Regions from separate parts of the Homo sapiens genome. Here region 2 is linked to region 1. A link is an interaction called in ENCODE POLR2A ChIA-PET data of the cell type or tissue named here. Cell type or tissue: HepG2. All regions are shown on one strand. Each heading gives the region's core, and the rest is flanking DNA. Links, peaks and the distances in the headings are about the cores only.

What was found. ChIA-PET counts read pairs that join two places held together with the same protein. Peaks named below come from ENCODE experiments on the same cell type or tissue, not always from the same donor. Only the 100,000 strongest peaks of a DNase experiment are listed, where the experiment ranks them.
Region 2: POLR2A ChIA-PET joins it to region 1 with 7 read pairs; 7 of 35 experiments call an interaction of 5 or more read pairs at or near these places.

What each region holds. Positions count from the first base shown.
Region 1 is chr12:120,740,614-120,743,419 of GRCh38, forward strand. No RefSeq gene overlaps it. Among named protein-coding and RNA genes, the nearest start is that of ACADS, 16 kb to the left of the region's middle. In HepG2, for the core only: no CTCF peak of the experiment used is centred there; a DNase peak (open chromatin) is centred at 1,578; H3K4me3 peaks cover 706 bases.
Region 2 is chr12:120,911,420-120,914,225 of GRCh38, forward strand. No RefSeq gene overlaps it. Among named protein-coding and RNA genes, the nearest start is that of XLOC_009911, 8.1 kb to the left of the region's middle. In HepG2, for the core only: no CTCF peak of the experiment used is centred there; no DNase peak of the experiment used is centred there.

The sequences.
Region 1 (2,806 bases), core at 220-2,719:
GGCAGAGAGTCAAACTGGCATTGCTGGGAGGTCTCTGGAGGGAAGCGGGAGGGAGACGGTGACTTTAGGAGCTGTCATCAAAGGGGCGCCCAGGGACCCTGAGCCCCTGTTGGGGATGGATTTTTTTTTAGAGACAGAATCTCACTGTCACCCAGGCAGGAGTGCAGTGGCACAACCACAGCTTATCAGAACCTCAACCTCCCAGGCTCAAGTGATCCTCCCGTCTCGGCCTCCCAGGTAACTGGGACTACAGGTGCACACTACCATGGCCAGCTAATTTTTAAATTTTTTGTAGAGATGGGGTCTTGCTTTGTTGCCCAGGCTGGTCTTGAACTCCTGGGCTCAAGTGATCCTCCCACCTCGGCCTCCCAAGTGGGATTTCTGTGCCAGGTGCTGGTGCCCCGCAGCCGAAGGATCCAGCCTGGAGCTGCTGCTCTGCAGGGCAGCTCTGCCCTTGACCCCGCCCTGACCTGGGCCTGGTCCAGGGCCCCGGGGAATAGGAGTGCGCTTCTTTGAGCGAATTTAGGTCCTGATTTACCCCACAGGCAGGGTGTGCGCAGAGCCCACGGGTAGTGTGTTCCCTGCTAACGAGGCACACCTGTGGCTTCTGGGAAGCGCGTCCTCCTGGGCTCCCGAGGTCAGTGGCGTCCTGCGCAGTCTGCAGAAGTTTGGGTCCCTGGGCTTTCCTCCTGGCTCCAGGTAAGTGCCGCCTGCAGAAGTTTGGGTCCCTGGGCTTTCCTCCTGGCTCCAGGTAAGTGCCGCAGGGTCTTGGCTCCTGGCTCACACTCTCTCGGGGTCTCCTGATCTGCTCCTGTCCCTGCCCTGGGCTCAGGTGCAAGCCAAAGGTAGCAGAGCAGAGGGGGACCCAGGATGCTTCCAGAAGCAGCGCATTTGAGCCCTTCCACCTGGGGGCAGATGAAGGCCTGTCATTCCCTGTCCCCATGAGCCCGGGGACAGTGGGGAGGGGGTGTTTGGAGGCGCTGTGCCCCCGCCCGGCGAGGCAGCGCTGCTCCTGACGCAGATGCGGCGTGGGGTTGAGGTTGTCTTTGGGCCCTTCCTCCAGGTGATGGGGGAGAGGAACCCAAACAGCATTCATCCCAGGCTGGGGACCTGGCTGTCTTGGCTGGAGTTCAGGCCCCTCAGCTCCCCTGCCCTACCCGCTGAGAAGGGTCTGGGCCCTGGAGGGTCAAAGGTAGCCGACTTGAGCCACACCGCTCCCAGCAGGGCAGAGGGCTGGAGTCAGCACAGGCCGAGTGGCAGCCCTGGAGGGGTTTCTGCTTCTCAGACCTGCCCAGGGCTCGTTCAGGTGGCCACGAAGAGCCTTTCCAGGAAGTGCAGCCTCGGAGGCCTGGGGTCCTCCATTTCAGATGAAGCAACCCAGGCTCCGACCCAAGAGCCAGTCTGTGCACTCGGGGGCTTTGAGGTGCCGTCGTGGGTCCGGGGTCTGTCCTTCGGTGAGGGAGAGTCGGCACAAACCCTTGGCTTTGACGGGGTGCTGCCCGTTAGTGGAAGCTCCTCCTAACTTAGAACTGAATGTGGACTCTGCCCCCGGGCCACTGGAGCCCGAACTGTCCTAGAGCCCATGCCCCTCTGGATACAGTTTCCTCAGTGTAGATTTCCTAAGGACAAGGACGTTCACTTACAGAACAACAGGACCGTTTCCCACCCTGGTCAACTTTCACATCTGCACACTCCACTCGGATTGTGCCAGCTGGCACGGTGTCTGCGAAGTCAGCTCTTCTCAAGGTCCAGGGGCCTGCATTGCATGTAGCTGAGAGGCCACCTGTTTCCTTCCCTCTAGCCCTCTGGGACAAGTTCTCCATGCTTTGGTTCTTTTTTTTTTTTTTTTTGGAGATGGAGTCTCGCTCTGTTGCCAGGCTGGAGTACAGTGGCGCAATCTCGGCTCACCGCAGCCTCCACATCCCGGTTTCAAGCGATAAAGCGATTCTCCTGCCTCAGCCTCCCGAGTAGCTGGGGTTACAGGCATGCGCCACCACGCCTGGCTAATTTTTGTATTTTTAGTAGAGACGGGCTTTCATCATGTTGGCCAGGCTGGTCTTGAACTCCTGACCTCAGGTGATCCGCCCGCCTCGGCCTCCCAAAGTTCTGGGATTACAGGCGTGGGCCACCATGCCTGGCCTGAATTCATACATTTCTAAGTGTGGCTTTTGCTTCATCTCATACATTTTAGTGTCATATTTTCCTTATTACTCAGTTTTCTGAGGCCCATTGTGCTTTCTATTTTGATTTATCAGTTATTTAGGAGAGTATTATTATGTTTTGAGACAGGGTCTCTTCTCGCTTGGGCTGGAGTGTAGTGGTATAATCGCAGCTCACCACAGCCTTGACCTCCCAGGCTCAGGTGGGCCTCTTACCTCAGCCTCCCAAGTGGATGGGACTACAGGCGCCACCACACCTGGCTATTTTTTGTATTTTTAGTAGAGATGGGGTTTCACCATCTCTACTAAACATGTGACCAGCCCAGGCTAGTCTCAAACTCTTGGGCTCAAGTGATCTGCCCGCCTTGGCCTCCCAGAGTTCTGGGATTACAGGTGTGAGTCACCATGCCTGGCCAAAGAGTATTATTTTATTAATATGGGGTTTTCTGAGGTATTTTTTGTTAATGATTTTTAAAAACTGTGACGGAGTTTACAGTTTTAACCATTTTCAAGTGTACACTCAGTGGCATTAGGACATTCATCATGTTATGCAACCATTGCCACCATCTAGTTCCAGAACATTCTCATCACCCCAGCAGGAAACTCCATACCTACTGTTGCTGGTTTTTACCTTAATTGCATTGTGG
Region 2 (2,806 bases), core at 235-2,734, 170 kb after region 1:
GTCACCGGTACTCAGGAGGCTGAGGCAGGAGAATGGTGTGAACAAGGGAGAAGGAGCTTGCAGTGAGCCAAGATCGCGCCACTGCACTCCACCCTGGGAGACAGAGCGAGACTCCGTCTCAAAAAAAAAAAAAAAATAATAATAATAAAGTATGTGCCGGCTGGGCGTGGTGGCTCACGCCTGTAAACCTAGCAGTTTGGGAGGCTGAGGCGGGCGGATTGTCTGAGCTCAGGAGTTCAAGACCAGCCTGGGCAACACGGTGAAACCCCGTCTCTACTAAAACACACAAAAAAATTAGCCAGGTGTGGTGGCGCATGCCTGTAGTCCCAGCTACTCGGGAAGCTGAAGCAGGAGAATTGCTTGAACCTGGGAGGCAGAGGTTGCAGTGAGCCCAGATCACGCCACTGCACTCAGCCTGGGCAACAGAGTGAGACTCTATGAAAAAATAAAACAAAAATAAGTAAATAAATTTATGTGCCTTAGGCCAGGCGCGATGGCTCATACCTGTAATCCCAGCACTTTGGGAGGCCAAGGAGGCAGATCACCTGAGGTCAGGAGTTCGAGACCAGCCTGGCCAATGTGGTGAAACTCTGTCTCTACAAAAATACAAAAATTAGCCGGGGGTAGTGGCATGCACCTGTAATCCCAGCTACTAGGAAGGCGGAGGCAGGAGAATCGCTTGAATGCAGGAAGTGGAGGTTGCAGTGAGCCAAAATGGTGCCACTGCACTCCAGCCTGGGCAACAGAGTGAGACTGTCTAAAAAAAATAAATAAATAAAACTTTTTAAAAAGTATGTGCCTCGTAGATAGCATATGCTTATATATTCTTCTTTGCTCTGCCTGACCATTTCTTTTTCTTTCTTTCTTTCTTTCGTTTTTTTTTTTCAAGACAGAGTCTCACTCTGTCCCCCAGGCTGGAGTACAGTGGTGCAATCTCAGCTCACTCCAATTTCTACCTCCCGGGTTCAAGCCACTCTCCTGCCTCAGCCACATGAGTAGCTGGAATTACAGGCGCCTGCCACCACGCCCGGGTAATTTTTGTACTTTTAGTAGAGACAGGGTTTCTCCATGTTGGCCAGGCTGGTCTTGAACTTCTGACCTCAGGTGATCCACCTTCCTCAGCCTCAGCCTCAGCCTCCCAAAGTACTGAGATTACAGGCATAAGCCACAGTGCCCGGCTCCTGCCTAACCATTTCTGTGTTTTAATTAGAATATTTATTTCATTTACATTTGATGTAATTGTTGATGTGTTTAGGTTTGGTTCTGCCATTTTGCTATTTGTTTTCTACTCATTCCATCTTTTTTGTTGTTGTTCCTCTGTTTCTCCTTTCCTACCTTCTTTTGAGTTAACTGAGTAATTTTTTATGATTATATTTTAATATCTCTACTGGCTTTTTTCTTTTTTGAGACAGAGTCTTGCTCTTGTTGCCCAGGCTGGAGTGCAGTGGTGCAATCTCGGCTCTCTGTAACCTCTGCCTGCTGGGTTCCAGAAGTTCTCCTTCCTCAGCCCCCTGAGTAGCTGGGATTACAGGCACACGCTGCCACACCCAGCTAATCTTTTGTATTTTAGTAGAGATGGGTTTTCACCATGTTGCTCAGGCTGGTCTCAAACTCCTGAGTTCAGGCAGTCCACCTGCCTTGGCCTCCCAAAGTGCTGGGATTACAGGTGTGAGCCACTGCCCCCGGCTTTACTGGCTTTTTTAAAGCTGTACCCTCGTTAAATTGTAGTCGAAGTGGCTGCTGTAGTGAGTGTGAATCTCATGAGCTTTAACTTATCACAATCTACTTAAAATTGTTATTATTATTATTATTTTATTTTATTTTATTTTTTTTGAGAAAGAGTCTTCCTCTGTCGCCCAGGCTGGAGTGCCATGGCACGATCTTGGCTCACTGCAAGCTCCACCTTCCAGGTTCAAGCGATTCTCCTGCCTCAGCTTCCCGAGTAGCTGGGACTACAGGTGCCCACCACCACCCCTGGCTAATTTTTTGTATTTTTAGTATAGCCAGGATGGTCTCGGTCTCTTGATCTCGTGATCCGCCCGCCTCGGCCTCCCAAAGTGCTGGGATTACAGGCGTGAGCCACCGCGCCCGGCCTATTTATTATTATTATTATTATTATTATTATTATTATTATTATCATGTTTGAGCTGGAGTCTCACCCTGTCACCCAGGCTGGAGGGCAGTGGTTCCATCTCGGTTCACTACAACCTCCGCCTCCTGGGTTCAAGTGATTCTCATGCCTCAGGCTTCCAAGTAGCTGGGATTATAGGCACGTACCACCACGCCCAGCTAATTTTTGTATTTTTAGTAGAGACAGGGTTTCACCATGTCGGCCAGGCTGGTCTTGAACTCTTGACCTCAAGTGATCCATCCATGTCGGCTTCCCAAAGTGTTGGGATTATGGAAGTGAGCCAGTGCGTCCAGCCCACAATCTACTTAAAATTAATATTGTACTATTTCCCATAAAATGTAGGAACTTTGCACAATATCGTTCCATTTATTTCCATGTCCACCCTCTTTTGTTGTTCTTATTATATAAATGACATCTGTTATAAACCCCACAATACAATGTCATAACTTTAGCTCTTAAATAGCCACATCTGTCAGTGTGCCTATATGATTAAAAAAAAAAAAAAAAAAAAAGGAAGGCCCAGGTACGGTGGCTCACACCTGTAATCCCAGCACTTTGGGAGGCCCAGGCGGGTGGATCACGAGGTCAGGAGTTCAAGACCAGCCTGACCAACATGGTGAAACCCCATCTCTACTAATAATAGAAAAATTAGCTGGGCATGGTGGCACGTGCCTG